Regions from separate parts of the Homo sapiens genome. Here region 1 is linked to region 2. A link is an interaction called in ENCODE POLR2A ChIA-PET data of the cell type or tissue named here. Cell type or tissue: Panc1. All regions are shown on one strand. Links, peaks and the distances in the headings refer to the core of each region. The heading gives the core; the rest is flanking DNA. Region 1 overlaps SKAP2 (src kinase associated phosphoprotein 2). Region 2 overlaps HOXA3 (homeobox A3).

What was found. Peaks named below come from ENCODE experiments on the same cell type or tissue, not always from the same donor. Only the 100,000 strongest peaks of a DNase experiment are listed, where the experiment ranks them.
Region 1: POLR2A ChIA-PET joins it to region 2 with 14 read pairs; 3 of 35 experiments call an interaction of 5 or more read pairs at or near these places.

What each region holds. Positions count from the first base shown.
Region 1 is chr7:26,687,178-26,697,370 of GRCh38, forward strand. It overlaps SKAP2 (src kinase associated phosphoprotein 2), which reads right to left. Exons shown (of 13, transcript NM_003930.5): 10 at 3,108-3,185. Among named protein-coding and RNA genes, the nearest start is that of LINC02860, 54 kb to the left of the region's middle. RefSeq lists an enhancer at 1,901-3,006. In Panc1, for the core only: no CTCF peak of the experiment used is centred there; no DNase peak of the experiment used is centred there.
Region 2 is chr7:27,106,678-27,116,870 of GRCh38, forward strand. It overlaps HOXA3 (homeobox A3), which reads right to left. Exons shown (of 6, transcript NM_153631.3): 5 at 3,438-4,083; 6 at 333-2,043. The coding sequence starts at 3,963. The coding sequence ends at 1,238. Among named protein-coding and RNA genes, the nearest start is that of HOXA2, 9.1 kb to the left of the region's middle. RefSeq lists enhancers at 4,593-4,887, 6,435-6,936 and a silencer at 8,839-9,054. In Panc1, for the core only: no CTCF peak of the experiment used is centred there; no DNase peak of the experiment used is centred there; H3K4me3 peaks cover 5,280 bases; H3K27ac peaks cover 6,846 bases.

The DNA of each region.
Region 1 (10,193 bases), core at 1,299-9,298, 420 kb before region 2:
CTCCCATTAACACTAATGGGAGTTACAGGAGCACATGAGGGGAAGAGAGACCCCCACCGTGTGCAAGATGCATCTCTCCCTAGATGTGCATCATGAGCATTTCATTAAATCTCACTGCTGTAAAGAGGCAACAGAGCTAGTGATTTGGCAATATGGGAAAAAGATGCATTTTCAACTGTGCTTTCTATAATCTTGATGATGATGTTACCCAAAGACCAACCTCATTTTTGTGTCCCGTATGAGAGCTCTGTTAAAGAATAATTTGTTTATGTCACACAGCTACATACATGTATGATTTACTAGTCTATCTATTTCAGCATGCAATACTAGCTATAAAGCAGAAAAAATCGTAAGTAGGGGGAAAAAAAACCCTGGCAGTATATGTTTATTAGCCTTAGTCTCAGGGAAGTAATGTTTGAATTCTTGATATGAAATCTGGACACAAAAATCAGGAAGAGTCTTGTTCCTTAAAGGGCAGCAATCTCCTCTAGCTTACTTTTTAAAATTTAAAGTGTAGCTAAACATACACAAAAAATTAAGCACCGACAGCCTCAAAAGCGCAGGTTTGCAAAAGTTAACACTGTTCACCCCTAAACACTGAAAAATAATCCAGTTGAGATATGTATTTTTAAAGATGGGATGAGGCAAATATCATAAACATACATTTTAAAGCACAAATTAAGTATGTTTAGTTGGCTTTACTACATGGATTAATTTTCCTATTCTATCCACATCATGATCTATATTTTAAAAATTACAAAAAAAAACTACATTATGTTTCTTGTCCTGAGAAGCATGAATGATTAAAAAAAGGTAAGAAAGAAAAAAATTAATTAGCCAGCCTGTGAAAGATTAAAACAATGTTTTTACTCCTGCTTTTAAAAACATACAAGAAGAGATCATTGGGCAAAGCTAACAGAATTGTTATGAAACATGTAGACAGAGGAGATACTTTGCAAAGATGAAAAACATGATGACCACGGGTGAAACATATGAGAATAAGATAGTGGAGAATCTCTCCTTTGGTGTTAAAAGGTTTAAAAACTATTTTAGAAAGGTAAATATATTCTATAATGTTCAAAAAAAATCAAATGGAATCTTTATTTTATATATATACTCATCCACATATCTGCAAGATATATAAGTTTGAACATGAAGGAACTTGTAAGAAACACAAGATTAATTTTGTTTTTGCTTACATACTTTACATTAGAAAAGTCTGTGGTGGGGGGTTTAGTAAAATCAGTCAATGTGAAATATATATAACATTCTTGAGTAAGGTTAGAAGTTCATGTCATGTGATGCTCAGCAAGATAGTAATACCCTTGTCAACTCACTGCCCTGCATGGCAAACAAACTTCTAGTGTTACATCTTTGACAGCCTAGGGAAGAGCAAAGGTCACTTCTATGCAAAAGCATTAAAACTGTTGCTTGAAAAGAATTTCATGTCACTAAAGATAAGAATTATTGTAGTGTTTTATAGCCATTGCATGAAAGGCTAGATCTATTTGATGCATTCCTTTGAGGAAAACTGATTTTTTTTCCTACCCTCAAAGGCAAAAATTTGGGAGATGTTTACTTTAAAAGGGCTTTTGAAAAATACAATTGCTTTAAGCCAAAATATTTGTATCTGTGGAAGAACCATCTGTATGTATCCACTTTCTATACCTGCACTGAAATTTTCTTAAAAAGAAAACTACATATTTTTGGCAGAAGTTTCATGATACATAAACCGAAAACATATATACTTAAACTACTATTGAACATAGTCCTCAAGGTTTCACTAAGCCTCAGTGTTTTATAGCTTCATTTTATAGGACTAGAGTGCTAACATGTAAAGATTTTGTTCTCGCTTCCTTTCTGAAAAAACACTAACCAAAACCTTTTGTAGCAACCTACTTCTGCTTTCCTGTCCAGGTCTAGAATCAGGCCTCTGTTTCCTTTCCACATGTCACAGTAGGAAGGACTCTGGAAAGCTACTTCCTGAACACACACTTCTTGTCCACCCGGCCTTGACAGCTTGAAAGAGTGATGTATGGACATATCAGAGAGGGGAAGGTGACCCTAACTCTAGCTTTTTGCAAGACACAGAGATGATATGGCAGACCTTGCCCCAGCTGACATGTGGCTATGAAGAGGTGTAAAGTCCTGATAAGAAGGCAGTCTTTCTCTTCTTTCCGTGTAAAATAATTGCTGGTTTATCAAAACTAACCTCATGCTTGCACTACAGATATGGTTTATCTCCTGCTATTTGGAAATAACAACAAGCAAGAAAAGTTGTCCGTATCATGTGATTTTGTACAGAGTGTGTGCAATTATTTTTCCAGTCTCATTCATAATTAGTACTTGGGGATATGTGCCAAGTGGAAATGGATAAGGGGAACATCCTTCCTAGCCTTTTAGGCCACTAGTGTCCTTTTCCAATTTTTAAGCTGCTGTCACTGGACTCTGGCATTTCTTACCCAATTCATTTGCTTTCTGTGTTAATCATATGCAATGAAGATATGCATGGCCAACATTTAAACAGGCTGCAGATCAATTAGCAGTCTTAAGTTTATCTGATTTTTATCAAAGAAGACAGAGCTGTGGGTCGACTGTCAGAGCCTGTGTCAAGTTGACCTTTTCAGAGATGTCTACATTGCCAGTCCCCTGGGCAACTTGTTGTCCCCTGTTAGTCTCTGAATGGCAGAAGTCTGTTCTGCTCAAGCACAAAGTATACACAGATGTCTATATTACATTCTTATAGGTTTGACAGCAACTGCATGTTGTATCTATAAACTGTCCTTTAGCAGTGACACTTCCTCAATGATGATAAGCTAATTTATGCAACTAAATCTCCTTTGTGCAGAAATGAAAGCTAATTGAGTCATTACAAAGTAATTCAGGAAGGAATACCTTGTATAAATTGGCTTACTTTATAAATCCTTCTCAAGTGGTTTTCATGCATCCTAAATGGGACTAAGCAGCTTATCAGCCATAAGATATCCAAGCCAAAAATGCCAACTTTGGGGAGCTGTGTAAACATCTTTAGAACAGTAAGAACATGGATAAAATGAAAGTGAACAAAAGCAAAATAAGGTTTGCCAAGAAGCTACACAAGTCATTACCTGAGGTGTGATGGACACTATCCTGACTCATCTTCCTTTGTTCTTCCACTTTCACTGGAGCACTGTCCTCTTCTTCTTCTGTAAATAAACATTATCAATGGCACATTGAAGGGTTTTCTCAGGGATAACACTACAGTACTCACTCAATTTTAAAAGCAAAACTAAAAGTTTATAACACATAAACATTATTTTTCAAAGAATAAAATAACTCAAGATTCACAGTCCTTTTTCGACAATCTAACACTGAATAAATAAAATACTAGCTACTGCCAAATAGCAACCTTTCCAACTTTCCACATAGCAAACTTTCCAACTTTCCAATAAAATACTAGCTACTTCCAAATAGCAACCTTTCCAACTGGCTTGGCAAAATTTAAGATATGTACTAATGCACTGCATGTTTTGTTTTAAATACTTTTAGAAACTCATCTGGAACAATCTTAATTTCAGGAAAACCCTTAAATCCAGTAAAGTAACACCCAGCGTTATACTGATACACCACATTGTACTGTGTGGCAGGAGTATCATATATAAAATCATGGTCCCTAAAACATCATATAGCAAGGAGAAATGTGTGATTAAAAATGCAGTTAACCTATAAATCATTTTTTTGAGTATCACATAATTTCATACGTTTTCTCAATCTTCACAGGAAGATACTATAATGATCTTCATCCTTTGAGGTAATTCCCCCAAAATTATACCAAGGACCTATTATGTGTCATATACAATGCTGGATGTTAAAATCTCATAGACAAATAATTTTTAATCCTCATTCTACAGACAAGTTTATCTTTAGAGACTCAAAAAGGTGAAGTAACTTCCAAAGTGTGTCATTCGAACTTAAGTTTGTGATTATAAAGTCAATGTTCTTTATCCTACATATAATCAGTGCTCCATTTACATTTGTTCCACACTCACCTATACCATTCCTTCCCCAAATTATGCAAAGAAATAAGATAAAATTAAATGAGAAGAGCTTTAAATAGACTTAATAAACTAATTCATTTACACCAAGAAAAATATTTATTACATGATTTTTCCTCACCTAAGGATTTGCATACAAACCTAGAAATACTTAAGGCAGGACATATAAACAAATGGCATGCCAAAGAAAAACTGGATTCAAAGAGAATCATAATTTCAAGAAAACTCCTAAAACTTTAAAGAAAAATATGCAAAATATATAAATGTAGTCATTGTAACTATTCAATCAATCAGTCAATCAATCTTCATTGGATATTAACTAACTGTGAGACAGAAGAGATCTACCAAGGAGGTAAAAGTAACAGGAAGCCTCTGCTCACAGGAAGCTGACAGCACAGATGGGACAGAAGACAAGCTCTAAAGGAAAACAGGCTGAAGGGGCCTAAACCTGACAAGTGATGCACAAAGCACTGAAGAAGTGCAGCAGAGAAACCCCCCAACTAGGGAGTACCACGGAGGCTCCAAGGGATGGAGAGAGTTTAAATAAGGAGAGAGGATAAGAAGGATATTTCCGGAGGGATAGGTATGATCTTTAAAAGAAAAAGGCATGTTCATATTCATTTTGACTAAAGAATCTGGTACACATAGGGGAAGAGCTGGGTAGGAGTTACGCTCATAGTTTGGACCAGCTGTTGAGGGGCCATGAACATCTTGTTATGGACTGCAGGCTTTTATTTGGTGGGCAATAAGAGCCTTCGAAGGTTTTTTGAGCAGAGAAAGGGCAGGACTGAAGCTATGCTTCAGGAATGGACATCTGATCCCATTGTCTCAGACAGCCTAAAAAAGGGGCGGGAGAGAGACTACTGTGGATAAAGGGGAAGGAAGTCCTGAACTGAAGGGGCAAAGGAAATGGAAAGGAGATGGTTATAAGAGGTAAAGGAACTAGAATGGATAAGCTTTGTGCCTGAATGTGGAGGAATGAGGGGGGGGAAAAGAGCAACAAAGGATGGCTAAGGTTTTGAGCTTAGTTAACTGAGAAATGGACATATTATTACTAAAAGGAGGATAGCCAAAATAATCTATCTTACTGGGGAACACAAAGAGTTGTGTTTTCAACAGGAGGAATTTAATGTATTGGTGAGGCAACCCAGAGAACATGTCTGGGCAACTGCAAAGTATGGTAGAGCAGTCAGGACTACAGGTGGAAATTTAGGAGTCTCCTGAAAATGTTAAATGGGGATGAATCAAAATCAGCATTTCAACCAAGCTTGAGAGGGTAGCTGTACTTACACGACAAATAGAACTGTTCTGAATTTCTGTAACTCAATTCAAACAAAATAATGACAACTCCAATATAAGGGACACCTGAAAATATCTGGCATTTTATTCATATTGTTAAACATAACACTGACAATTTAATATGGTTCAGTCAAATATATAGAAGACCTAATAAAAGTATACCACTCTTTTAAAAAGTATCCTGTCTCTTTTCTTTTTAACAATAGTTATCTCACTTATGCCAAACCTTAAAGGCTAGCTTTAATAAATGGGTTAATAGGGTGTTTCCATATAAATTTTTAAAGGTAGAAGGAACGTTTACAGTCATTATTCCAACCTACTCATTTTATTGACAGATAATTTGGTAAAAGGTGAAGGAGAAAGCTTTCCTTACTTTTCACACTTTCTTTCCATAGCACCCACTCCCCTTTTAATTTAGTCACAAATTCAATAGTAAGAAATAAATTAAAAAATGGATAAAGGCACTCGTCCTCAGTCAAAAGCTATAACCGCATCAATACAATAAGTATTATTAGTGGCTTTTAAGAAGAGACTGTGGGGGCTGGGCATGGTCGGTCACGCCTGTAATCCCAGCACTTTGAGAGGCCCAGGCGGGTGGATCACCTGAGATCAGGAGTTCGAGACAAGCCTGGCCAACATGGCAAAACCACGTCTCTACTAAAAATACAAAAATTAGCATGGCATGGTGGCAGGCGCTTGTAATCTCAGCTACTCAGGAGACTGAGGAAGGAGAATCGCTTGAACCTGGGAGGCGGAGGTTGCAATGAGCTGAGATCGCGCCACTGCACTCCAGTCTGGGCGACAAGAGTGAAGCTCCATCTCAAAAAAAAAAAAAAAAAAAAAGAGACTGTGGGATTTAGATTTCACCACCCAAATCAGCATGAACATATAAAAATTCATTACAAGACTTAATGAAAAAACTCTGCTCTTTGACAAAGTTAACAATGAATTTAGAAGTATTTGTTACTATGAATTTTTTATTTTATTAAAACTTAAGTGCCAGTAACATGTGCTCTGGATTGTATATTGGTGTCAGAGAGCTTTGTTCTTAGAAATATGCACTCTTAAATTATCAGAATAATGATATTAAAAGTATTTACTTAAGAATTAATGTTTACTATAAAATATCCAAATTGAAATCCATGTAAGATGCCATTTAATAAGCAGATTTTAGAGGATGAGATGCTCATTAAGGACACTTCCTTTTTCCATTTTAAACCTGGTAGCGATATTTTTAAACCAAAGCTTTATGCATTTAATATATCAATTTTTCTTAACAATATTTAAACAACTCATTTTATCTTGGCTAACAATACAAATAGCTTCCATATAAAAGATAACAAAATCAAATATGGTGTATGTTTTTGAATCTTAGGCAGGGAAAAAAACCTCAGACTGAACCTTGAATAGAACTTGGCACAAAGGAGATGTTCGATAAATACAGAATAAACAAATGGATTAAAAAAATCATACAAATAAATCTTAACATATTCATTTATTAATAGAATAAAGCTCTTAAAAATATGTAAGAACAAGTGACCAAAATTCTAGGCAATAATCACCTTCACAATATATTAGAAATATATACATTCACATATTTTTTTATTTAGGTTTATTATTAAATATGTATTATTTTGGTGTTGAGGCACAATGTCATTGTACAATACTAATTAATACCTCAAGTAGTCAATGTTTGTGAGTTAATATATTCCATTCAACATTTTAATAACAGTAAACAAAAACAGCTCAGCTATGCAGTAAAATCCATCAAACCACACAGATGGTTATAAGGTTTTCATTATGTGGTTTCCATAGCAATCATATTGCAAACCTGGAAGCTTCTTGCAAATAAGCAGCTTGTATTTACATGCCTCTCAGCTGCAGCACAAAACTCTTCAACATGTGAAGTTATTATTCCAATCACACATTGTTAGAAGAATCATCAGGAGATTTTTTTTTTTTTTTTTGAACAGACAGGATGAAAGTAACAGTAAAGTGAGCTAAGTGCAGAAGAAAATTCAAACATAGTCACACATTTACTAAACTGATCAGTGAGAACAGCAGAAATGTTCTGGTAGTCATCAAAAGGTTTTAACAATAAACTCTGTCAAAAATATGAAACTTCCAGGAGCAATCAGACCCTGAAGAATTAAAAAAAAAAACAACTGCACCCACCCCTCTTTTTAATAGATATTTGGCCTTCTCTCTGAGTTAAGCAAAGAGAGGAAGAATGGCAAATAGTTTGAGTCTTCCCAAATCTTTTTAGCATTTGAGAAAAGGCTTACTGTGGGAAAAGTCATGGCCCTTTTTCCCCCTTTTTAATCTATTTAATTTACAAAATTGATCCAGTTCCATAACAGATGGATTATTACCCTAATAGGGATTGCAAATCTGTCTAGCTATGCAGTTTTTACAAAATGGGCATTTACGGCTTACTAATGTTCTTATCTTTAGGATAAATAACCAAAAAGAAGAGTGATAAGCAAATGGCACCATTTAGCTGACACTGCTTGAAAAAAGGTTGAAGAAAATTTGTTAACACCAACTCAAGGTATGCGATGTTCACATCAAGGCCGAGGACTGATTTTATCATCTCTTCCAGGGAGAAGAGGAAGATGATATAAAAAATCTTTCACTTACATAATGATCACCTTTCTCACTAAATACCCTCAGAAAACAGCTTTACTAAATTATAATGTACTTTAAAACATAAAACACAGAATCAAAAGTTAAGCTCTGAAATAAAGTTTGGATTTAGATCTCCACCTGTCCAGGCATTATTTAATATTATATATTTTTCTCAGGAAATGTGAATATTTATTGCTTAAATGTTCACATTATATGCATTTATATCCATTATGTAACTAAATCCTCCAACAATTCTATGAGGTAATTATAAGTACTTTTATCATCACCATTTTATGAATATGAAAAATGAATTTATGGAGCTTGAATAACTTGTCAAGGTTCATACATCCAGTTAGTACATAAGCTGGGATTTTAACTTTAGGCATATGCCTTAACTCTAAGCCACAGTGTCTCCTCCTTTATTTTCATTAAAATCTTCAATTTACAGGTGGATTGCTTTCTAAAATTTTACTTAAAATACTGTCTGTTTGTGGACTTTGAAAACATTTTCACATAGAATAGTAGGTTCTACACTATCATAGCATCGTATCTGAAGAACATCTTAAGCAAACTTTTTAGTGCTGATTTAGAAACAATTGCAACCAGGGCTGCCCAAAATATATGGTCTTCTTTCTCCTCTCCCAGTTCCCCTTCCTCACCTCTAGCTTTTAACACACTCCTCTGTTCCTAAAGTTACACACTATTTGGGCATTGCACACAAGATGCCCGAGTGGGAGATGGAAGAGGTGACATGGGGGAACAGAGGACACCACCGGCTAGTCCTAGTGGTAAAATGTAAAAGATAGAAGTACTGGGAGGATACATACAAATGGAACCCCACCCGCTCTTCTCTCCCATGACCTGTGGCAAGTCACAAAGGCTGGAAGAAGGGTTGGAAAAGTTAGAGTCGAATCTAAGGGGTATGGGCAAAAGATTCACAATTATGACAGCAAGGGAAAGTGAGCTCCCCAGGGGCCTATAAATCTAGAACTACTGGTAATATGAAGGATTTTTATATTACTATATTTTATTATACTTCTAAAGGACTGTTCTGTCTATTCAATAGACTATTATTTTACAGCAATAAAATACATATTTTTAAAAAGATATAAGCATGTGCCTTTTAGCATTATACAAACTTCAGAATGAATGGAAGGATAAAGATGACTGAAATAGCATAGTTAGAGTCATGTTTACTCTTATGGAAATTTGGCAAAGTGGGGCCTATTGTTACAGCTCTGTTACTCACATAAACTGGACACTGCTTCTAATTCTTAGTGTCATCTCTGTATTTCAAAGTAGGAAGAGTAAGTCTATCCCATAGCACTTTGAAGAAGGATTTGGGGAAGACAATGAGATAACCAGATTTCTCAGGGGAAAAAATGAAAAATTAGTATGCTGTATCAAGTTTATTACCTTAGGAACTGGGAGTTTTGCAACAATTTATTAATTAAGCAACCAGAAAGGTTAATGTGATATAAAGGCAAGAAAATAAGCAATAGTTGTTCAACCACAAAATCTAATTTTCACCTTTGACATTCTATTATTCTAAGGTTTAATATGAAAAGGTTATCACTACCCTTCAAAAGCAAAAGGAAATACCATTGGATTGTAGTAAATTTCTGTACTATGACATTAAAATTAATAATTTAAACACAAATCTGCTTTGGGAGGCCAAGGCAGGAGGATCGCTTAACAGTTTGAGTTTATAGTGAGCAAAGATCATGCCACTGCATCCTGGCCTGGGTGACAGAGCAAGACGCTGTCTCTAACAAAAACAAAAACAAAAAAATACCCATACACACACAAATCAGAAAATGTGAAAATAATTTTTCACATAGACATATTTGTTAATATCATGATTGGGATGTTGAGGAAAAAACTTGAACTCAAGCAAAGATCTCATTTGATAGAGTCAGGAAAAAAAATCTTAGAAGGGAAAGAAACCTTAGATAGAATCTTGTTCAGTTTCCTCATTTCACAGAAGATGAGGTAAACTGTGGGTGCTGAATGACTGGACCGAGGGCACACAGCTTGCACACTGTACCCTTCTCCCTGAAACTGCCTTCTGTGCACCGCAGACATTTCTGAAAAGTTATCTGCTGCTCGAGAAGCACTCCTTTGTTTCAGGAGCAGTCTTGTATACACTCGATCACCTACAGGCAATTAGGCAATTATGGCAAAAGGGAATGTATATAGGTTAAAAACAAAGTTTTCATAGGTCAGATTCGG
Region 2 (10,193 bases), core at 1,212-9,211:
CCTGTGCGCTCCCGCTGCGCCTTGGGCCGGGATGTCTTTGTTTCTTCCGTGCACAGCACTCGGCAGCCCCTGCGCCCTCAGCCTGCCTCCGCAGCAGCTGGGAACCGGGCAGCCCAGCTGGCCCGCCGCACGGCGTTACCAGAGCTGCCGCAGCCGCCTGGAGCCCCAGCCGCCATCCTGAGAATTCGCCGAGCTTCCAGGCGAATAGCCTGGCCAGGCCCCATGCTGGAGCCAGAGGGCTGCTGCGTCCGGCCTGCTCTGCCGGCTCGCCTCGGCCTGAATTCCACGCAGACCCACGTCTTCGGCCAAAGAACCCCTTCTTAACACGGATATTATTCAGAATAAAAACTTTATTTCTTTTTGTTTCTCAGAATGTGAGCAGCAAGGAATGAAGAACTCTCAAAACAAATCTAGTATTTTTCGCGTTTACAGATTTTTTTTTTCAGTTTTGCCGGATGTTACAAACCTAAATCACTGTTTTCAAAAGCTGGATCTTCTCTGGTTTTATTGTATCGTTACCGTTTAAAGGAATTATATTTCTCTTTCAAATAAAAAAAATTCTAAGTACGCCAATACACAATTGAACAAAAGGCCCAAGAACCCTTCTGAACCATCAGGGTACAGAATTCTTTAATATAAATACGAACGGATGGGGATAAATAATATTTAAAACTTAGATTATTCAATGCTTGCAAAAAAATATAAATAAATCTGACTGTTCACCAGCATACACACACGGAAAGACGTACACTTAGTCATCCTTGCACAGAGAGCCCCTGTTTCAAAGCGCCTTTGATTTTTTTTCTCACTCTTTACAAGAAGTGCAATTAAAAAAAAAATTTAAAATTAAAAAAAGTAATCGCTTCCCCTCGGGAGCCATAATGTAAGAACAAATTCACATTGAAAACTCGACTAGAAAATTTGTTCATATACCCTGTTTCTGATCAAAGAGTGGAGAAGGTAAAGGGTGCAGGGCCAGTGGCCTATCGAGGAGCAGGAAGAGATAAATATCGCTATGATACAGCCATTCCAGCAACCAAGATTGCTACGTCACATAAACTATAAAAACGCCTTACCAACGAGGGGGGAAACCGGGAAACGGAGTGCGGGGCGGAGAAGAGAGAAAAGGAAGGAAGGAAAGGGCAGGAAGAACCTAAAAAAAAAAAAAAAAAAAAGCAACCAAAGAAAAAAGGTGGGTGGGGGGAGACTCTCCTGGCGCGTAGCCCCAAGCCCACTATCACAGGTGGGTGAGCTTGGGTGCTTCCTGAATTCTTCCCTGAGAAGGATGGTGGCCGGTAAGGTCCGTGTAGGTGGGGTGCGGCTCCCCAGGCCCCGGCCCGTGGTGGTGGCCGCTGCCCAGCGGCCCGGCACCCCCATAGTCCATGGCGCCCGAGGCAGCGTGGGGGAGGTGAGTTAGACCAAAGAGGGCTGGCCCGGAGTTGCTCATGGGCTCCACATAGCTGCCCCCCACGAAGACGGGGCTTCCCTGTATGTGTGGGGTCCCATAGCTGCCGTTGCCCTGCAGGCCATGAGCGTGCGGGTCATAGTCGGGGGTGCCCCCTGCGCCCGCCCCTGCCGCCGTGTAGCGCTTCTGTGGGGGTGGCGGGGGTGCGCAGCTGGGCAGGGACGCAGGGTAGGAGGCGGGGGGCAGCCCGTAGGTACCCTGGGGGGGCTTGGAGAAGGGCGGGGGCGACTGGGGCTCATACGGGACGCTGTTGACCAGCGAATGCATAGAGTTCAGATAGCCACCGGCTCCGGGGGGCACGGGGCTGCGACTTGGAGACTGGCCCCCCGATGACGTTAGCATGCCCTTGCCCTTCTGATCCTTTTTGTACTTCATGCGGCGATTCTGGAACCAGATCTTGATCTGGCGCTCAGTGAGGTTCAGCAGATTGGCCATCTCCACCCGGCGCGGCCGGCACAGGTAGCGGTTGAAGTGGAACTCTTTCTCCAGCTCCACCAGCTGCGCGCTCGTGTAGGCCGTGCGCGCGCGCTTGGACGAAGCCTGCCCCGGCGGGCTCTTGTCGCCAGCGCAGCTTTCGCCTGCGAGGACAGAGAGAGGAAGAGCGGCGTCAGGGGCTGCCGCGGCCCCGCCCAGCCCCTGACCCAGCCCGGCCCCTCCTTCCACCAGGCCCCAAAGGTTCCTGCATCCGTCAGGTCCCAGAGAGAAGTAGGAACTAGGTGCTATCCTCTCTCCTGGTGGGTAAAACAGTGATACTCCCTCATTTAGCCAAGGAGCAAATCACAGCCTTCTCGGGGGAAAGGACAGAGAAGTAGAACCCCCGGTTTGCCTTCCTGGTCTGGATTTTCTGTTTAGAGCTATTAACTTTCTGACTCATTTACTGGTCCCTTTGGCCTATCGGACAACAGCCTCCCTGTGGGCCGGTCTCAGCATCTCCATTCTCTTCACAGTAACTGAAATGTGGGAAACCTAATGTACACACTCATTTCCCTCCCACACTGTCTGACAATAATTAGGCAGTAGCTTCAACTGGCCACTTTTTTCTCTCTACCCAGAGGAGATGGGCAGACTGGAAACCTCAAACTGGAAGGCCTTCTCTGCCCAAAGAAGAGATCCCATTGAAGGTATTTCTGGTGGGGAGGCCTAGGCCCTTCATGCTAGGTCCTATTCTTTAGGGTTCCCTATGTCATCAAGCAGCCAGCCCCAGCTTTTGTCCACTAATCTTGTACCCTTCTGTCTTCCCTGGCCCCCCAGATCCTAGCTCTGGAAGTCCCAGATGCTCAGGCTCAGAGCAGGGCACTGGCAACTGGAGAAGGCAGGGGCAAAGGTAACCAAAATGCTAGGAAGCCTAAAGCCTGGGGCCTTTCCTCTACTGGAGCCCGCTTTCAGGAGGCCCATGTGGTTCCCATTAGGATGATAAGTCTGCATCCCCCTCCCCCAGGAGATCTTTGGCTGCTTTCATTGTACTAAGTCTGAGTAGGGTCTTCCCAGAGGTAAGGCAGCCACTCCATCTGCTGGAGCAAAAATTGGCTCTGATTATAGGCAAAGCATTGATTCTGTCTTGGAGGGTGATTAGGCCTGTTTTTATTCTGCCACATTTCAGTAAGGGGAGGATGTCACTGTTTCATTAGAAGAGCTGTGCTAAAAAGATAGACAGTGGAGCTCAGGTTGTTTCTGCACAGAGGTCCTAACTCCAAGAGTGGAGCAAGAAGAGATTCCAACTGCACTAGACCCTACTTGCCCTTGGAGAAGTCCAGAGGGACTCCCAGCAGGTCTCTGGTGTTTTCCAGCCTACAGAGGCCTATCACCTCCCTAAGTTGCAAAGACTATGAAAACCTTTTTGGTGGGCAGTGGTGTGGGAGCAGTGAATTCCAGACATGCTCCATCGCTCCTAGGCTGTGCTGGATGTCGTGGGCAGTAGCTTGGGGACCAGGAGCCAGGCCAGAGGACCCTCTTCCAGAAGGCACTCCTTTACCTGAGCTGGAGCTGCTGGTTTTCTGCTTTGTGTTTTGTCGAGACTCTTTCATCCAGGGGAAGATTTGTTTGGCCACTGTGGGTGAGTTGAGCAGGGGGCTCTTGGCCGCGTTGGCAGGGGTAGGGTTGTTGCTGGCATTCTGAGGAGGGGAGGCAGAAGAGGGAGGCGGGGGCGCGGCAGGGGTAGGTGCAGGGGGCTGAGGTGCGGGCTGAGGCGGCTGTGGGGCAGGGGGCGCGGCCTGGGGCGGCGGCGGGTGCAGGGGCGGCTCTCCCAGGCTTGGAGGCTGGCTAGGTGGGGCGCTCAGGGTGCGCAGGCACGCCTCACTCAGTTCGTGTGCCTTGGGGTGGCCCCCGGCGCTGGAGGGAGACTGGAGGGAGCAGGCGGGTCGGTGGTACTCGCCGTCGGCGCCCAAAGCGGCGGACGCCGGGTACGGCTGCTGATTGGCATTATAAGCGAACCCGTTGGCTGCCTGGTAGGGGTAGCCACCGTAGATCGCCGAGCTGTCGTAGTAGGTCGCTTTTTGCATCGCGTTGTTTCACGATCTTGATCGCACACTCTGACAGGGGTTTGACACCCGTGAGGGCGCACATTGGCACGCCCCCGCGGTCACGTGACACTCCGCCGCCAATGGCCGCCCCGCGCAGACCTGGTGGGGCGAGAAGCGCAGCGCGGTGAGGGCTCCGCGCAAATCCATCTTACTCTCAATAGCTAAGTGACATGAAAGCCATAAAAGAAAAAGTGGTCAGCAATATTTAGCAGCACGACTTGGCCCCGGGCGCAGGGAGCCGTGCTATAAAAAACCGCTGGAATTTACTGGCAGCTACAAATATTTGCTTAACTTGCGTCTGGAGTTGGGGGATTTTCCGGGGAGAAGGAGAATGAGTGAGGGCTGCAAGCTGATTCTCAGGAGCCGGGATCCAAAAGGAGAAAGGCTTGATAGGCTAGAAAGGAAAAAGGCTGGGATCTTTCTTTTCCAGGGAAGAAGAAACTTGGGGTGTCGCTTAGTTTCTGCTCCTTGGCCTCCTCCAGAGGGCCCAAGACTCCTCCACTCTGGGAATGTTGGGAAGGGAACGAGGAGGCAAAGGGGAGCTTGGGTCGCCAATGTTTTCTCCGCTTTAGGACTGATGTTTGCCAAAAGAGCCCTGAGATGGGGTAACTTCCCACCCAGCTCCTTCTTGGACCTTCCTGCTCCCAAGAGAGGTTTGCACAAAAAATTTCAGGCAATTTGCCCCATCCAACCATGCTGGATTTCAGAAGCTGAGCTTGTTAGGAAGTTAATCCACCTTGTTGGGGATATGACTCACCTCCTCCAAATGAACCCCTTGTGGCCAAGCCAAGGGGGGAGGGAAAACTTTGTGTGGAACACATTGCGTGTGTGTGTGTGTGTGTGTGTGTGTGTTTAGGGTGAGGGACCAACAGTAACACCCCACCCAGCAAGTCACAACTAAAATCCTGGAGAGTTCTTTACTCCTTTCCTCTCCCTGTTTCTCAGGCACTTCCCAGCAAGCCACCCCCACTTCTTTACTTCTTTCCCCCAGTTACAGAAGGTTCCCAGAACCTCCTGTCTTGGACTTTCTAAGGTGCTGTTATTCGGGGCAACTATCAAATTCTACCTGTTAAAACATGATGGATTAGAGGGGGAAAAAAAACCCCTCCAGGAACCTGAAAAACCAGCGTTCATCTCCATGACCACAGTTTGAACTCTCCTTCCAACTTAACGATAATAGGTTCTGTCTTAGAAACTGCTATGTAATTTGATGTATGGGGGTCATTTGGCTCCCGACGAGGGATGGAAGCACAAGCCATAAAATCCTGCCAGAGTTTCCTGATCTTTGTGTGCTGTTGTTGTTGTTGATATTTTGTTACTTGGCCTATTTACCTGCTTCAGAAATACCAAGTAAAGGATAACCCTGAAAATCTAAAAAGCAGTTGAAAACCTCCTCAACCCTCTTTCATTTAGAAAGCAGTTTGCAAAAGTTAAATCTGTTTTCTTTTTGTTTTCAACCACTGCATGGTCAACCTCTAGTTCTCAGCACAGAAAAGTTCCATGTGAGTTTCAAATATTCACCCACACACACACTCAGAATCTTAGTCCCTCTGACCACTCAAGAAAATTATAACAAATTCAAAAGAAAATGGTTAACATGCAATCCAACTATGTATATTGAGTCCCAGAGTTATTCAAGTTTTCCAGGAATATTAGATGCTTTGTTAACTAGAAAAAAAAAGATAATGTATTGCATCTACCAGTAGATGATTATAATTCCATTGTTGATAATGGACTCCTTTAGATTTCATTATTAAGCCAACAATCTTACCAACATCTGCAAAACAGGCACAATTAATTTTCCAGAACCTCGATTAAAAATTACAGCATCGCTTATCCAGAGTTATTGTCAGTGATCATGAGCCCTGGAGCATTGTTTCTCTTTTGGAAATAGGAAGCTACACATACCATGGTTGAAAGTAAATAAAGGATAAAGTAAAACTTAAAACTGAATAGCAATTTAGTGTATCCGTTTCCTTTTCTTTTACTGAAAACAGTTCCTATTACATTTGGCAGTGTCAATGTCTGCCATTACAAATTTTTTAGATACCAGGCTTGTGTAAAATAAAATGTCAGGTTAAGAAAATTAGACACTCGAACAGCAAGATATTAGATAAAACAAAATTAAGCTGATTTTGCACATGCAATATTTCTAGTGACTTGCTAATCCATTATCACGTTATACCAGCCTGCTACTTAGTTAAGCCTTTTTATCAAGTTGTGCATTGTCTTACAAAATAACAAAAATATCTTTGAAAATCAAAGAGCATACAACAGCCCTCGTAAACTTAAAATATAAATTCGATTCTGGGATCCCACCAAAATCCTTCCTATTGTTCGAGGTCAGCAGACCACCACCTTGGAGCTCATACATCCCCCCACCCCAACCCAGCCCCCAAAGTTTGCAACCTAGTAAAGAAGTTGGAGATTTGCCAGCCAGGAAACTTTGCTCTGTACCGCCAAGCAAGGGCTGGGGATGAGGGGAGATTCCTCCACAAAGATCTGTTTCTGGACAATAATCCCCAGGTGCAAGAGCCGAAAGAGAGTTGAAGAGGCTAAATTGAGTGCAAGAAGCAAGCCCTATTGTCTCTCTGGAAGATGTGCCCAAATTCAACCTCCGTCCTTCAGACATCGCTCCCTCTTCCCATTCCCTCCTCTTTCTTAGCCTTCCCTCACCCCAAATCTGAGCGGGTTCGTCGGATAGGAGCCCCGAGTCCCCTGCCCACCTCTCCTTCCCTCTGCAACCCAGAAAAGTTAAGGCTGGGCTAGGGGAGAGGCAAGAGGTGGGGGCGGGGATGGGAAAGCGGCCTGAACTCGAAGTGTAAGGGTATCAGTCACTGCCGGGAAGGAAGCTCCGGCTTGTGAACTCTTCTTGAACCGAGATTTAAGTCTGCAGCCATAAATCACCGAGACGTAAACTCCGCCATTCAGCGCCGGGAGCGGCCGGTTGCGGCCCTGCTTACCTTAACTTCTGACGAGCGCAGGCTCGGGCTCAGGCTCCGACACGGGCTCTGGCCCCCGGCCTGGCTTGGCGGCCCGGCCGGGTCCCCTCGGCGCGGGATGGGCACGGACCCTCAGCATCAGCCGAGATGGCAGGCGGGCTGGAGACCCCGAGGCCCGGTCACCGCCGCGCAGAGCGTGGCCGCCTCGCTGCTCCAGCACGGCTCGCCCAGGGCCGACTGGGGCGGCTTGGACCCCCCTCCCACCCACCCCACCCACCCACCCCTCCCCCACACCCCCGCCCCCTGCCCTTCCCGAGGGCAGCAGCCGCGGCCCGGAGATAAGCGCTAGTGCGGCGCCGGGCTCTGCCTGGGCTAGTGGCACCGACTTGGGTATGTTTCTTATGAATATTACACGCGGAGCAGCGTCTGGTCCGGGGGTGCGGTGGGGGGTGTTGGGGCGGGCGGGAGGGGAGACCAAGGCGGCTGGGGAAGCGCGGGCTGGTGTGGGGGATGGGGCTGAGGCGAGGGGAGGGACCGGAGGGAGAAGGGGAGCTCGGCGGTGGCGGGAGGAGGGCAGCCTCCCCCCACCCCCCAACGCCCTCCCTCTCCTGCTCCCAGGCGTCACGAAAGTCCAGGAAAATTATGCTAATGAGGACAAACGGCTCTCACAAAGGGGCTCTCTTGCTGGGCTCTATTTCTTAGGAATTCGTTTGAGAAACTTCGTATTCCTCTGCCCTGGACACTTCCAATTGTGGGGTGAGGGGAAAGAGAACCAAGAAAAGTGAGTTTCCCAGACTTTGCCCAGTTTACTTCACCTGCAACTCCCAAACAGATCTTTGGGTGGGGGTGTGGGGAGCTGGGATAAGGCTTTTCTCTAGAGACCCTCAAGAGCCAACTGGGCTCTCTTTGGTTAAATTTTCAGGCAGAAACTGCTGACATCCTAGCAGCCAGGAGAAAAATGTCCTGGGAGAGACAGGTACTTGTTCCAGCAGTGAAATGGGATGCTCTGGGCTCAGGTACAAACAAGGGTGTTTAGAAACGCGGATCTCCAGGGCTCATGTGCCCATTTCAGAGTGCAGACACGCAGCTCACCCACAGGGAAGACAGAGAAAGCTCTGACCCCAAGAGAAACCGACATCATACACACACACACACACACACACACGCAGGGCAGAGGAATATGTGGTTTCTCAAACGGATTCCTAAAACATACATATATATATAATATATATTATATATATAATATATATTATATATATAATATATATTATATATATGTATATACATATTTTCCTCATTAGTGGGATGGAGTAACGCTGAGCTGGGCAAAAGAAAGGTCCGAATTTGCCTGGTAATATTGCCACAACTTGAAAGTGGATGATTTTCCTCCTAAAGCCTCCTTTGCTCCCAGCTTCAGAAGCAAACTCTGCAAGGGTACGAGTGTGGCAAAAAGAGAAATGGAGATTTCTCTCTTTTGCTGCAATCCCAAGGCGTCAACGGCGGGTCCTTCTCAAAGGAAGGTGTTAAAAATATAAGTAGTATGTTTAAACTGTCAAGGAGCCAAAGTGTCACCTTAGAGCAAAAACAAAGCCAGGGGAAAAGGGAGAAATCAAAAAGCACTCCGGGCCAGGGTGGCCTCATGCATACCAATGGTTTTTGTCATTTATGGCTGGGCAAGATTTATGACTCGGCGCCCCAAAGCTGTAAACAGAGCACAAAACAGCAAACACTTGCTCCTTATGGCATATTGCAGAGCAACTTGAAAGGGGGAGCTGGCCGCGTAGGAGGTGAGAGCCAGCCGCAAAAATCCGTTCGGCGGCATTTTCTCTTCAAACCCGCCCGGTCGGATGTGGCATTTGAAGAAAGAAGGCGTGGGTCAATAATCAACCCGCACTTTCTCCTCCAAACTGCTGACGCGACTCTCACCGCCTTCTCAGCTAAGCCAGCTGCCGGGAAGGCCAGCTCTCCGTAAGAACCTGCCAGGGGAAGGGATTCTCTGGGCCAAGGGGACCGAGGGCTCCCGAGCAAGGGCTGGGGCGCCCTGAAAGCATACCTTTCCACTGGCGCCAAGACCCTGCCGGGCAAAACGCGGGGACCAGACCTGAGGAGCCGTGGGAGCCCAGGGAGATCTGGGGCGGGAGCTTCGTTCCGGCCAGGGCCTCTATCCGCCCCGATACGTGGCTCCTGGGCCGCGGGCCTCAGCGGGCAGAAGTGGGGCTCCGACCTCAAGATGAAGGTCCAGCGTCCTGGCATGCAGATGGTCGGTGCCCCAGCCTCAAGCCGCTCTGCTTAAATCCAAAGGACTGGCTTTGGAGCAAGCGTAGGCGAGATTATTTTAAAATAATAATTTATGCTGGCGGAAGGTTTTTATTTGTTGGTTTGCTATTGGTGTTTTGTTTTTTAAGCGAAAATGCCGATTGTTGATTTCCACCTCCAGAAATTACCAGCCGCCGCCGCTGCGCCCTTTCTAGACAAATCCCACAGCAGTTCACCCGGCTCCCCCAAAACCGCAGAGCTTTTCTTTACTGAGAGGACCCCTTGGTTCCACCAATTCCCCCAAATCCCCGTGGCTCCCGATCTCTCATCCAGGGGGACTAGAAGAAAAGATTTTCTCAGCACTAGAAGAATACTTGGAGCAGCAAAGGTGCCCGTGGTGTCTTTCTACCATTCAAGGGGTGTCCTCCTGAAGGCGTCTGAGAGGGCCTCTGGCGGTTCCAAGGCTGTGCAGCCGGGGAGGAAGGTGAGGAATATCGTGGGTAAGAAGAGGCACCAAAATCACAGAATAGAGAGGAAAATTATTGAGGAAATGTACTTGCCTGTGAGGGTGAAGCTGGCATTTCGAGGTAGAAGGGGACTAGCCTTTTTTGATATCTAATAGTTTAGCATTATACGTAATGGACTCACTTTAGCACTTTCATGGGAGGAAAAACCAATCTGAGCTCTATAAATGTGGCTCTTGGCTTCTCACTGTGCATGCTTTTATGTAGAACCAGAGTCCATCCTTAGATATTTATTCAGCTTGCTGGCACTGAAGCAACAATAAAAAGATGCCTCTAACAAACCTCTATTCCCTCTCTCATTCTTTCTAGCAAAACTATATTATTTATGAGTCTTTAACTGGGTCAAAAATGCGCCAGAACTAGGTCATAAATCATATGAAATGCTGACAAGTAATTGAACAGCAATTAAAGCTTACATTTTATTTCCAAGGGGTGTTTTAGAGCACTTGAAAGGGCCTCAGTTAAACACTTGGTTACTGCCGAGGCC